Linked DNA regions of Homo sapiens: all the other regions are linked to region 2. A link is a contact called in ENCODE Hi-C or POLR2A ChIA-PET data. All regions are on one chromosome and are shown on one strand. Each heading gives the region's core, a stretch centred on a gene start or an enhancer-like site at or near the end of the contact. The rest is flanking DNA. Distances are from core to core; before and after follow the strand shown.

What was found. A loop is a pair of places that touch in the nucleus more often than their neighbours do. ChIA-PET counts read pairs that join two places held with the same protein, here RNA polymerase II (POLR2A). Pooled maps may share reads with other maps.
Region 1: a loop to region 2 is called in a pooled map, with 9 times the contacts of the local background. The contact joins the enhancer-like site here to the promoter of C16orf46 in region 2. A Hi-C loop is called at or near these places in 6 of 50 pooled maps.
Region 3: a pooled map shows a loop between it and region 2 (3-fold over the local background). The contact joins the enhancer-like site here to the promoter of C16orf46 in region 2. A Hi-C loop is called at or near these places in 4 of 50 pooled maps. POLR2A ChIA-PET finds 5 or more read pairs at or near these places in 2 of 52 experiments (BJ and activated B cell).

The regions. Positions count from the first base shown.
Region 1 is chr16:80,655,495-80,659,971 of GRCh38, forward strand. The region is part of intron 2 of CDYL2 (chromodomain Y like 2); the gene reads right to left. Among named protein-coding and RNA genes, the nearest start is that of LINC01227, 85 kb to the left of the region's middle. RefSeq lists enhancers at 1,253-1,302, 1,453-1,592. Within about 2 kb of position 1,282, at least 6 of the 41 ENCODE cell types and tissues checked have a DNase peak (open chromatin) inside an H3K27ac peak, as active enhancers do.
Region 2 is chr16:81,074,553-81,078,771 of GRCh38, forward strand. It overlaps C16orf46 (chromosome 16 open reading frame 46), which reads right to left and starts at 2,686. Exons shown (of 4, transcript NM_152337.3): 1 at 2,584-2,686. It overlaps C16orf46-AS1 (C16orf46 antisense RNA 1), which reads left to right. Exons shown (of 2, transcript XR_007065137.1): 2 at 1,872-2,046. RefSeq lists enhancers at 2,218-2,357, 2,449-3,109, 2,948-2,997, 3,110-3,768.
Region 3 is chr16:81,510,139-81,514,764 of GRCh38, forward strand. All of the region lies in intron 1 of CMIP (c-Maf inducing protein), which reads left to right. Among named protein-coding and RNA genes, the nearest start is that of MIR7854, 21 kb to the right of the region's middle. RefSeq lists enhancers at 2,715-3,545, 3,253-3,382. Within about 2 kb of position 3,101, at least 20 of the 41 ENCODE cell types and tissues checked have a DNase peak (open chromatin) inside an H3K27ac peak, as active enhancers do.

The DNA of each region.
Region 1 (4,477 bases), core at 32-2,531, 420 kb before region 2:
AGTGATGCAGGGAGGGGAGGTGTTCGTGAACCCAAATCTCATGGTCTTTCCATTAGCGCAACAGGGTGGAGAAGCACCCGAAGAGACGAGGGCCCTGAGGCCATCTTACCAAATAAGCCATGAAACTAGCAGAGGCAAAGAGACCCTCCTACCCTCTGCCAGGACACTGGGCTCGCCTCTCCGATAAACTTAGAAAGATGCAACACCTCTGAGCCAAGCAGGGATCAGAGCCTCCTTGAGTACTGGATTCAAAATGTGTGCAATTCTGGATGCGGGTGGCTGAAACGGGCCTTCTCTCCAGGAGACGCAGGGGAATGGTGCCTCCAGAGCCCCTCAGACTCTGCCCTCTCACCGAGCAGTCCTCGAGGTCCCTCTCCTTCAGGAGCATCATGCTTCCCGAGTGACAGCAACAAGCTGGCAGGGAAGACGCTGTGAGAAACAGAACATGTTGGAACTGTGGAAGCTTAGGGCTCTGCAGTCAGAGGACATGGAAATAATCCCAGCCCTACATTTGCTAATGGGAGAAGCAAGGAAGCCACACGAGCTCTTGAGCATTGGTCTCCTTGTTCCCACAAAATATGAGAAATGAGATTCAATCTTACTTAGTATTTTAAAAGGTAGGGGCTAAAAGTACCTACTCTTCGGGCTGTTTTGAACTCAATCAATTAAAGAACTGACCTGGGGTCAATAAAGTGCCCAGCACACTCCAGGCACTTCTCCAATGTCAGCTGGAGGACACCAAGGCATTCAAAAAGGAGGAACTAATTGGTGAGTGTCCCTAATCATGCCTCTCCTACTCCCAACCCCACACCCAGGCCTAGGCCAAAGATTAGGCATTCCAGGCACAGAGGGGACTAACTGCTCTGCTGAGCCCAAAAGCCAGGGTGACGTCCAGTCGGGGGCACTGCCTGCATTCAGATCCCACATCCCCCTCATGGGCTGCAGGGCTGGACAACTTGCTCGCCTGTTCTGTGCCCCCACTGTCCTGCGTGTGAAATGGGAGGGCAGCTGAGAAGTAAAGGAAATGGTGCATGCTACATATCTGGAAAATAGGAAAGCCCCCATCATGCTAGTTTCCTTCCTTCTGTTCCCCTCAAGACTTCCAACATTCCCTCCTTTAGCGTACAAAGGAGTATTTCCCATTAAGAAGGCTCCATAAACTCACGTGCTGACACCGTGCCCCTGTTCCAAACATACAGAAGCGACAGATAAAATACAAAAGGAGAGAGTCAATAAGATGAAGCCGGGCTCACAAACGAGATAATCATCTCTGCGTATGAGAGGCACAACACTGACACAAAGCAGTCAGTGGGGTGGGAGAGGGGAGGGAAGATGTGGGTTCTTCAAAGGCAACAAGGACTAAGTCTTCCCTGCAAGATGGGAGGGGGAGCCCAGGCTTAGAGCTGGAAGCCAGGGGATGAAGTGAGCTGTCCACCCTGAAGGCAGTAAAACAGTAACCAAGGGATGTGATATCCACGGCTAAGGCTTTATTAGGATCTCAGGACCAGGTAGAGGCGAACACAAAACTATCAGAGAGAGAGAGAAGGAACGAGAAACGAAAACAAAACAGAAACTTTGCTCTTGAAATGAGCCTGCACACCAAAATACCAAAACTTGTAGACAGCTCACGCTTAGAAAACAAGCCAGCAAAATCAATACTCAAAACATGAATTACTCCAAATAAAATTAAATTAACATCATGAAACAATTTGACAAGGACTTTAAAATAGGAACATTTCAAATGCTCAGATGCAAGAAAAACATTCATTTAAAATAAACAAGAAATGTTCAAACAAAAGCAGACAGAAAGGAAACAAGGACAGTGAATAGCATAAAGAACTAATTAAACAGCAAATGACAAACTGGGAAAAACAGTTGTGTATCACAGATAAAAGGCTAATATCCCCAATTGTAAAGAACTTTTAAACACTGAAGATAAGAAGACCAAAAATTCCTTCAGGAAAAAATGAACAAAAGACAGAACAAACAATCCACAGCATTACACAAAAATGGCCCTTAAATAGAAGAAATGGCTCCAAATCCACCCAAAAGAATAGTGCACATTAAAACTCATAACAAAGAAAATTAAAACTACACTGAAATACCATTTCTCATGCATCTTATGCTTGGCAAAAATTCAAGACCTTGACAATATACTCTGCAACAGAGAATGTGGGGAGTCAGGCATTATCTTCATTGTGGGGGAGATACAGAAAGGTACAAGTGTGATGGGAAGAAATTTGGCAGTATCTGACAACACTGTTTATGCACTTACTCTCACGAAACCCAGCAATCCCACTTCTAGAAATTTAACAGGAAAACTGTACTTCCAATGGTACAAATATATATATGCATAAAATTATTGTAGCTTTATCTATAACTGCAAAATACTGGAAACTACCTAAATGTGCAAGCATAGACTGGTGAAATAAACTACGATGCACCCACACAATAGAATACTATGTCGCTCTAAAAAAGAAAGAGCTATCTCTATGAATATGGAGTGGTTTACACAGTATACATTCCAATAAAGAGAAGAAAGGTGGAAAAGTACTTTACCTTTAAATGTAAAAAAAAAAGATGGGAAAATAACATAAATTTGCTTTTTTTTCCAAAAAAAAAAAAATCACAAGAAGAATAAACCAGAAAACAATGAAATTGATTATCACAAGTGGTTGGCAGGGAAAATTGAGTAAAAGGGATGGGGAAGAGGTGACCCTTCTTTGAGGATATCTTTTTGTTTTAATTTTTGGAAGTATGTTAAAACATGTTAAGATATAAAATAAAAGCAATAAAGATGGGGGGTGGAAATAAACTAAATGAAAAGAGAAAGAAATAAACCTAATCGTCTTTCAAAGGAATAACATAACCACATCAAAAGGGGAGAGGGGAAGAACAAATACAAATAACTTTTGGATATAATATTATGAATATACAACAGATAAATCTTGAACTCTTCTTAGTGGGTTTGCTTTTCACTGTGGTAAGAATGGAGCAATTCTAAGATTATTTTATGAGTAGTTCAGGATTGAGAAAATGAGTAAATATATGATATTGTGGAGAAATAGGATTCTCTCTGTGGAAGAAGACATACAAATATGGGATGCAGAGAGGCAAGGAAGAATCCAGTGAGGTTAAAATGGATCATAGGTATTGGTAAGAATTCATGATTTTAAAAATTATACATATTTCCTAGCTCTGTCAGCTGAAAAGGCTTAGAAGAAATGAAACCCAAATAGCAATGAGCTATGTAGATCCCACATGTTGGTTTCTAAATAACAATCCCACTAAAATAAACAAGGGCTCCTAGAGAAATGGCTGCTTCCAGGGCTTGGGCAGGTAAGGTATACTTTGGGCTAGAAAATCTTATTGTACCTAAAAATAGGAAGTGATCAAAAGAATAGCCAGGCATTGCAAAAGGGCATATAAGGCAGCTTGAAGGGGCTCCCACTGGCCAAATCTTGGATGTTTTCAATAGTAAAATAAATAATGGCAGTAATAGATTATAAACTGTCACATAAAGTAAGAATCCTTGAATTTGTACTCACGATAGAGGTGATGGATGGATGGATGGATGGATGGATGGATGGATGGATGGATGGATGGACAGACGGATGGATGGATGAACAGACAGATGAGATGGATAAGAAGGAAGAGCATCATATCAGCTAGTTCAGTGCATAAGCTAAATCTAACCTTGAAGAAACATTAGATAAACTCAGTAAAATAACTAGCTTGTATTCTTCAAAAATGTCAGCGTCATTAAAAACAATGGCAGACTGAAGAACTGTTCCAGATTAAAGGAGACTACACAGACATGGCAACTAAAGGCATCATGGAATTCTAGACTGTATTCTATATTGGAAGAAATAAATATCTAAAAGACATTATTGCGGTAATAGCAAAAAAACTGAATGTGGGCTAAAATAAAAGTATTGCATCAACGCAAAATTTCTTGAATTTCTTAACTACATTGTGTTTACTTAAAAGAATATCCTTTTATAAAATATCCACACTAGATATTAAGGGGTAAGGAGGCATAATGTATAGTCTACACTCAGATGGTACAGAAAAAGAACAATTTGTATATAGTTTATATAATGTGTATATATTATAAATATGTGTGTCTATATACATATACATATACAGACACACACAGAAAGAGAGAAAAAAGTTAAAAAAACTGGTTAATCAGAAAATGGGTCCTTCATAGTTTTCTGTAAGTTTGAAATTATTTCAAAATAAAAAGTTAAATATATTTTAAACATAAATATCCTGCAGATAAGAATCAAAGTTCTATATAAGGGATAACTCTAAGAAAAGAATAGCTGAACTTTTTGTAGAACTCAAAAAGAAAAAGTTCTCAGTTTGAAAGAGCACTCTAAGTACCAAGCAGGACACACAGACAAATAATATTAATGATAAACTGTAGAATTCCATGGGTAAAGAGTTCTTAAAAAAAAGCATAGACAGAAAA
Region 2 (4,219 bases), core at 1,436-3,935:
TTTTGTATTTTTAGTAGAGACAGGGTTTCACCATGTTGGCTAGGATGGTCTCGATCTCTTGACCTCGTGATCCGCCCGCCTCAGCCTCCCAAAGTGTTGGGATTACAGGCATGAGCCACCACACCCAACCCTATAACTCAATCTTGATTAACACTGAGCTTGAGGTGAACTACAACTTCCAGATTTTTTTTTTTTTCACATGAATGGCTAAAAATTCCTGTCTTCTTTACTCTGTAACCATGCTGTTGATTTTCTTTTCTTTTTCTTTATTCTTTTTGTTTTACTTAGATGTAGACTCCAAATGCATCAGATCCTTGTAAAATTTCCCCTTTTGTTTTTGGACCATTATTAAACCTGCGTAGACAGTTCGCAACCTAACTCTGACTTCCCACAGTTTGACCATTCCTTCTTGCTTGATGACTCCATTAATTTGATGAGGATGCCTTCTGTATCTCCATCTACATCACGGATAAAGACGTTGAGAAGGATGGGTAAAGGATAATGCCCTCTGGGTATCCCTTTCACTTGGACATTTGCTAATTATTCAACTAGCTGCAAATTCACCTTCATCTTACTCCCTATACAATGACCTGGCCTATGTTTCTAAATCTTTTCTACAGGAATCCAGATCCATCCATTTAGATAGTCTTTTTTTTTAGAGGAACCTACCAAGAGTTATAGAAGTTGATGTCTCTCTCTCTCTCTCTTTTTTTTTTAACACCTATTGCCTAGATCAGGGATAAAGAATACATTCTGGCCAAGCACGGTAGCTCACACCAATAATCCCAGCACTTTGGGAGGCCGAGGCCGGTGGATCACTTGATGTCAGGAGTTCAAGACCAGGCTGGCCAATATGATGAAACCCCATCTTTACCGAAAATACAAAAATTAGCCAGGCATGGTGGCTCACGCCTGTAGTCCCAGCCACTTGGAAGGCAGAGGCAGGAGAATCGCTTGAACCCGAGAGGCAGAGGTTGCAGTAAGCCGAGATTGCACCACTACACTCCAACCTGGGTAACAGGGTGAGACTGTCTCAAAACAAAACAAAGAAAATTCTGAATTGTCAACTCCAAACTAGTGGCTACCTAGAGTGTTGTATTGAGAAGGATCTTATGACCTGACTATAGCAGGAAAAATTTCTGGGGTTGATTAATTATGTCTGCCAGAAAATAGAGTGTGCCACATGTTTGCCAGTCTGTCTATATAGTCAGATTACAAATATCTTACCGTAGCTTCCTATACCTGGTTGACAGATTCCTAATCCATTAAGGGCAGGGGAATGTTGAAGGACCAGGAGAAACCAAGGCCCAGGGTATTAAGTCAAACGCAAGCTGTTTATGTCAAAAGCAGATAGATGGTAATCTCTCAAAACTCCTTATCACCTTGCCTCAACTTCTCATTGGCTCTCCACTGTGCCACACACCCTCATCTTCCTACAAGCTATAGGTTTAAAGGAATCTTAAATTCCAACCAGGGAAAGATGAGTTTCTGGCAGCCTCATTTGGAATTTGAATGAACGTTCCTGTGGGTCGGCTCCTTAACAACCTATGCTGAATGAAGGAATAATCATTAGAAATATTGTTAGCCATGGCAGAAGTTAAGTTTCTTAATACAGGACCAATCTTCACTTACATGAACCAGTTAAATAGGTCCTGAAGACTGACCTGGGCATCCTGATCATTTGTGACACAGTTTCTACAGGAAAATGAGTTGGGAGTCGCATTTAGAAACACACTGGAAGGAGCTGAACCTTTGTCTGAAAGTTAAGCACCCGCGCCACCCAACTTGCACAATTTGTTCATATTTCCAAGAGTATAAATTTTATCCTCCTTGTTAATTATATGTGCCTTCTGCTTATTATATGCCTACAGGTCACAGGAACCTCAAGTATTTCACAGAATGATGCCAAGGAGCGCAGTTTCTACACCATCCCTCCCGATCAGACCACATCTATTCCAATCTCAGTCTCAAACTCTTCCCCTTTTTCAACTCACATTAATGAATTCACTAAGTACCTAGCACTGAGAATAAAAAGCTAAAGCAGCATCCGTCTTCTCTACTCTCACACAGCTTACAGTCCACAGCAAAGCGCAAGTCATCAAACACACGCGCTCCACCTGCCACCCCTAAAGCCCAGGCGCATCACGCTCGGCTCCACCTCTTCATCTAGCCCCGCCCCTTCCTGCAGGCCACACCCCTTTCTCTATCAGGCTCCTCCCTTTATGCCATAAGCCTTTTTTCCTCATCTAGCTCTTCCCCTTCCTCCGCCAGTTCCTACCGTGCCACAAAGACGCCTGCCCTTCTTTCAAACTATCCCATTCAGAAAAGCGTTCTGGATTGCCCGTTCGAATTCCTCCCCGTCCTCCGTCTACCCACCCTTAAAGGGTTCCGCTCCCAACGGATCCTCCTCAGGCCCCGCCCCTCCCCAGACCCCGCCCGCTCTGGGGAAGCCCCGGCACATAGTGCCTCTGCCTTTCGCTCCCTCTCGCTTCCTTTCGAACGAGGCAGGGACTCTCGCTCTGTCGCCTTTGGAGTGGTCCCGGGCCTTGCCCCAGGGGTGGAGAAATGGCCGCTCACACCTACCTGTGGGGCCAAGCGGATGGAAGGCCCCGAGACAGCTAGTCCCGGCCTACTGGCAAGAGCTACTCAGGTCGCTGCCGGATGGGCCGTTGCCTTGGGTTACGACCACGCTGGGGGCGGGACCGCGGCGGAAGTGACGTAGCCCAACAAAGCCTAGCACTGGCGAGGCGGTTCGTGGCATCTCCTATCCGCTCCGGGCGCTGCCGCCGGAAGGGCCAGCGACGGAGGGTCTCAGATGGCGGGGCTTGAGGCCCACCCGGGCTCTCGGGTCGGCGAGTCCCGTTGGGGAGCCCTTGTGCCTGCTAGGATATTTAGCAGATGCCAGGCGGCCAGAAACGTCCTCACTTTTCTCCCTCGGCCCTCTGGGGAACCGCCGTGAGCGTTTCCCACGGACACAAACTTAACAGGCCCAGAACGTCCAGGGAGGACGCGTTGTGAGCCTCAAAGAGCCCACTTACGTGACCGACAGCACCAGGCCGACGGGCACTCGCTGAACTGCTGGCCCGGAGCAGCACAGCTCTTAAGTGGGCAGTGGCATCTTTTATACAAATAAAGGAAGGTGGCCCCACGTCCCTAAAACAACAGCTTGCTGAAGAGAGATCGCAAAGCATCCCCCACTCCAGCTCGGGTCTGACTCCAAAGCCCTTCTGCTTTAGAAAGTGTGACTATTTCTGCTGTAGAAAACCGGTATCTAGGCCAGGCGCGGTGGCTCACGCCTGTAATCCCAGCACTTGGGAGGCCGAGGTGGGTGTATCACCTGAGATCAGGAGTTCGAAACTAGCCTGGTCAACATGGCGAAACCGTGTCTCTACTAAAAATACAAAAATTCGCCGGGTGTGGTGGCGGGCGCCTGTAATCTCAGCTATTTGGGAAACTGAGGCAGGAGACTGGCTCGAACCCGGGTGGCGGAGGTTGCAGTGAGCTGTGATGGCACCACTGCACTCCAGCCTGGAGAGCAAAACTCAAGTCTCAAAAAAAATTTTGGTATCTAAGTTCTCTAGCACTGTGATTGCTCCAATGAGACGGATTCAGCTATAATTCTATTCCAACTTTTTTCATACGTGTAAGCTTAGGTACCTTGTTCACATAAATAGGAAGATGCAAATAAAAGGGGTTTTATTGTATCTCAAGCTAGTAAGTATTAACCAAAAACATTTAAATGTTTTATCAGTTGACAATTTGTTTTGGTCTTCCTTCAGATCTATTGAAAACAGCTGGGCACCGTGGCTCACACCTGGAATCCCAGCTGAGGCAGGAGGCTCCCTTGAGCCCAGGAGTTGAAGGTTGCAGTAAGCTATGATTGTGTCACTGCACTCCAGCCTGGGAAACAGTGCAAGACCTTGCATATTAGAAAAAAGTTTCTGGGAAGTATACCAAAAGTCTTAACTAAGATTTGCTAAATGAATATTAATTAAATAACCTAACGGCAAGTACATGGGGAAGTTGGAGGATCTAGAACCTGACTTCCTTCACACTAACTATTCCTGCATTTAGCAGGTAAAAGCCCGATAGCATGATTGAGTGGAAACATGAAGGGACAAGGGTTTGGCTAGTTATGTTTATAAAAAGTCAACATAGGAATTGAGTCAAGATACCAGAAACTCTACTTATAGTAAGATCCCACTTTGCAAAAACGGAG
Region 3 (4,626 bases), core at 1,851-4,350, 440 kb after region 2:
ACGACAGTGACGTCAGCATCCTGCTGCGGGGCTGCCACCCTCTTTGTGTTATAGTTCTCAAGGTCTGATCGGGGACGAGGGGGTGCTCGCTCCTCACAGCTGCCCAGGAGCTCCACGGAGCAGGTGTCAGGGCCCTTGTTTCCCTGGGTGTGAGTCGCCCAAGTGGGACCATGATGGCCGCCCTCATCACTTCATCACTGATGTTTTTGCTAATAATAATGATGACAATGTCAATAATGGTAGTGTTATTACCACCTAACATTATTATGTGCTCTCAGCTAAGCACTTGGTTTGGATTAGTTTAATCCTTTGACAGTCTTCTGAGGAAACACTATTGTTAGTAGCCCTGTTTAGGAGGTGAGTAAACTGAGGTTTAGCAAGCAAAGGGACATGCACAAAGTCACACAACCAGCCAGGCACAAAGCCAGGATTTAAGTCCTGGAGGTGCGATTCCAGGTCTTTTCAAAATTACACTTCACTACCACCTTTCTCAGATACTGTGATGGACCAGTCCAAGACCAATGTTTTTTTTTCCTTCATTAAAACAAAAAAAATCACAAATCACAAACCTTTATTTTGTTTTGTTTTGTTTTTTTGGTGAGATAGAGTCTTGTTCTGTCGCCCAGGCTGGAGTGCAGTGGTGAGATCTCAGCTCACTGCAACCTCCACCTCCCAGGTTCAAGCAATTCTCCTGCCTTAGCCTCCTGAGTAGCTGGGACTACAGGTGCATGCCACCTTGCCCACCTAACTTTTATATTTTTAGTAGAGATGGGGTTTCACCATATTGGTCAGTCTGGTCTTGAACTCCTGACCTCAGGTGATCCACCTGATTCGGCCTCCCATAGTGCTGGGATTACAGGCTTGGGCCACAGCTGCCAGCCTAACTTTGGGAAATTTTAAAACATATACTGAGAGCATGGGGGAGTAAAATGAACCCCCATGTACTCATCATCTGCTTCAACAGTTCCCAGCTTATGATGAGTCTTGGGGTGTAGCTGCCTCTGTATGCTTCCCTCTCTCCCAGCCACTGTTTAGATGCAAATCCCTGACATGCTGTTAGTTCATCAGAAATGACTTAAATAGGAATCTCTAAAAAATAAAGTATCTTTTAACAAATAGATATAAATGTAATACCATCCTCATGCCTAAGAAACTAACAATAATTCCTTGATATCAAATGTCCAATGTTCACATTTCCCTAGTTATTTCATTCATGATTTTTACTATTGGTTTGCTCATTTAAGATTCCGGACGTGGTCTACACCCTGTATTTGCTTACTGAAGGTTTTACAATCTCTTTAAGTTAGTCATCTGCCCTGTAGAATTTTCCATATTCTGAGTTTTGCTGATTGCTTCCTCATGGTGTCATTTAACACATTCCTCTGTTCCCTGTATTTCCTGTAGATTTCCTGCATACCTTGTGAATTCCTAGTTTGTTTTTACACAAGGTCTCACTCTGTTGCTCAGGCTGGAGTACAGTTGCATGATCGTGGCTCACTGCAGCTTCAACTTCCCAGGCTCAGATGATCCTCCCACCTCAGCCTTCCTGGTAGCTGGGACTACAGGTGTGCACCACCACGCCTGCCTAATTTTTTGTATGTTTTGTAGAGATGGCGTTTCACCATGTTGCCCAGGCTGGTCTCGAACTCCTGGGCTCAAGTGATCTGCCCACCTCTACCTCTCAAAGTGCTAGGATTACACGTGTGAGCCACTGCACCTGGCCTCTAGTTAGTTTTAGACCTGTGCTGTCCAATACCACGGCCACCAGCCACACATGGTCGCTGAGCACTTGAAATGAGGTCCTCATTGAGATGTGCTCTAAGTGTAAAACGCACACTGGATTTTGAAGACTTAGTATGAAAAAAAATATACAGTATCTCACTACTCATTTTTTGTATTGATTATATGTTGAAGTGATAATATATTTGATATATTGGGTTAAAATATATTATTAACATTGATTTCACCTGTTTTACTTTTTTAAAATGTGGCTACTAGAATATTTAGTTTTAAACATGTGGCTTGCATTGTATTTCTATTGGAGAGCACTGATCTAGAGATTTGGTTGATTTGGATTAAAATTTTCGGCATGATTCCTCTCTAGGTAGGTGTTTCTGTGCACTTCCAGTTGCCTCACTCCAGGGTCCCTCATGCCTTGGTGGGGGTCTTTCTTGCTGTGGTTGATGGGCAGGTTCTGGTGCTGGCTGCCTGATCTATCCATCACCACCCCCATCACCTTTCCTGCTCATGTTCCAGTGGGCACCAGCAATCACTGCTCAGGTGCATTATTTCATTAGAGATTGCAAAGGGCAGGTGTTTTAGCTCTACCTTTCCTTCCTCATTTGTCAGATGGGATCATCCGAAGAAGGGCTTCACTTCATCAGCTACATGGTTGTTGCAATGTTTAGTGTGTACAGGAAAGGCAGCAGAAATGCTTCACTCTTCCCCTTTGTATCAAGTTTAGAGTAATAAACTGATTTTGTAGCATCTTCCAAAGGTTTTTTTTTAAATATCAACATGAATTCATGGATTTAAATTTATATTTGATGAATTTCTTTTTTATTAATAAAATTAATTGGCCACAAAATAATTATAATTAAAATAATAATTTTTTTTGAGACAGAGTCTTACTCTGTCACCCAGGCTGGAGTGCAGTGGCATGATCTCAGCTCACTGCAACCTCTGCTTCCTGGGTTCAAGCAATTCTCCTGCCTCAGCCTCCCAAGTAGCTGGGATTACAGGCACGCACCACCACACCCAGCTAATTTTTGCATTTTTAGTAGAAATGGGGTTTCTCCATGTTGCCCAAGCTGGTCTCAAACTCTTGGTCTCAAGCAATCCGCCCTCCTCAGCGTCCCAAAGTGCTGGGATTACAGGCGTGAGCCACCATGTCCGGCTTATTTGATGAATTTCAATTCCTTGCAGTTACTATTCTTTTGGATGCTCCGGTTGGCCCATTTTTGGCTGGTGGGAGCTTTTGAGTTTTGATTTTGATCCCTTGCCCTCTGGTAAACCTCTGAGTTCTTTCCTCTTCTTGGTAGGTTGGAAGATTCTCCCCCTAGATCGAGTTTTCGTAGAGCGGGGCCTGCCTGCATCCGTTGCTGCTCACCAGACCCAGAGTGTGGGGCTTCCTGCCAGCAGGCTATTCAGAGGAGCCGCCTTTCTCTTGGGCCTGGTTGCCAAGGTCCCAGCAAGAGGCTGGAGTTGAGGAGACAGCCAGCGCGGCTGGCCTGGGCCCCACGCATAGTAGGTGTTCCGGAAACGGCTGTTGAGTGAATGACAGGACTGCAAGCTGATCTGCCATACCACCTGGCTGGAGTGGGCTCCTTTCCACCCCGGGATTCTCCAGGAGGCCAGTTTGCAAATAGAGCTGGCCTTTGTTTCTCTGCCGTGTCGGGGACACCTTCCTGGGGCTGAGCCGGCGTGGAGCTGGGATTGTACCTCCAGCTTGTGCTGAGGGTGCTGACTTGGGAACCCCCCGGTCCGTTCTGGCCTGGCTGCTGTGCAGACCCGTGGGTCTAGGCAATGGGGCAAGGGTCAGATGGGTCAATTCCCAGAGTGGAGCTGCCTCCTGTTTCCAGGCCAAGCCGTTTTGCAAGGGACACAGGCATGGCCCTAGCTGGCTCCAGACTTAGTGCCATTACTTCCTGGTGTGAATATTTAAGATTCCAGCTCTCGGATCCTCTGGGCTGGCTTTCATTCCACTGACTTGCAACCTTTGCCCTGTTGTCTTTGCCCAAACCATATTTGCTGCGCTTCCCTCAGCCTAGGTGGGGCATTCTTGCCCCCACTGCCCAGTGCAATCCTGGGGCTAGAGGAAGGCTTTGTGTTTTGACCCCAAAACAGACCATGGGGTTTCCGTTGTGGTTGCTGCTGCTAGTTTAAAAGAAAAACAACAAAAACAAAACAAAACAAAAACGCCGCCAGCTTTGTTGATGTCCAGTGAATCTTCATCCCTAAAATAATGCATTTGTTTATGGAGACTGACTTCATGTATTTACTATAGAAGAGACTAGAATCCGGTGACACTTCCAGTCTATTTGAGGAATGGATTTGCATCTGGTTTTGTGGTGAAGAGGGTAGGTGTCCCAGCCCATGCAGTTGGAGGGGTGGGGCAGGCAGGGAGGAGGAGGGTGGCTGAGAAAGCTTCCCCTTTGTGGGGGCGTGTGGCCACCTCCAGAGGATCAGGGTGAGGGAAGCTTCCAGAAGTGGCATGAGGAGGGAGGAAGAGGCAGCCCAGTTTGACCTTAGGAACGAGGCTAACTTGGGGTGCAGTGGTCAGGAGTGTGACGAGACCATCCAGGTTCCAACCCAGCTGGCTACTCATTAGTCCATGACCTTAGACAAGTGGTTTGCGCTCACTGAGCCTCCATTCTTCATCTGCAAAATGGGTGTACTGTGAGAATTAGATGGGACAGCCTATTAATTAAGACTTTAGCGTGGCTCTCAGCACCGCATGGGCACCCCTGGTAGATCTAGTGTTGCGGTCAATCGCGGTGGCTCTGGAGCCTGAGAGCCCAGGAGAAGGTCATGGCTTCACCCCTTATAACCTGGGTCCCCGTGGGTTTGTTTCCAGACTTCTCTGTGCCTCAGTCTCCTTATCTGTAAAGTGGAGGAAACAGTATT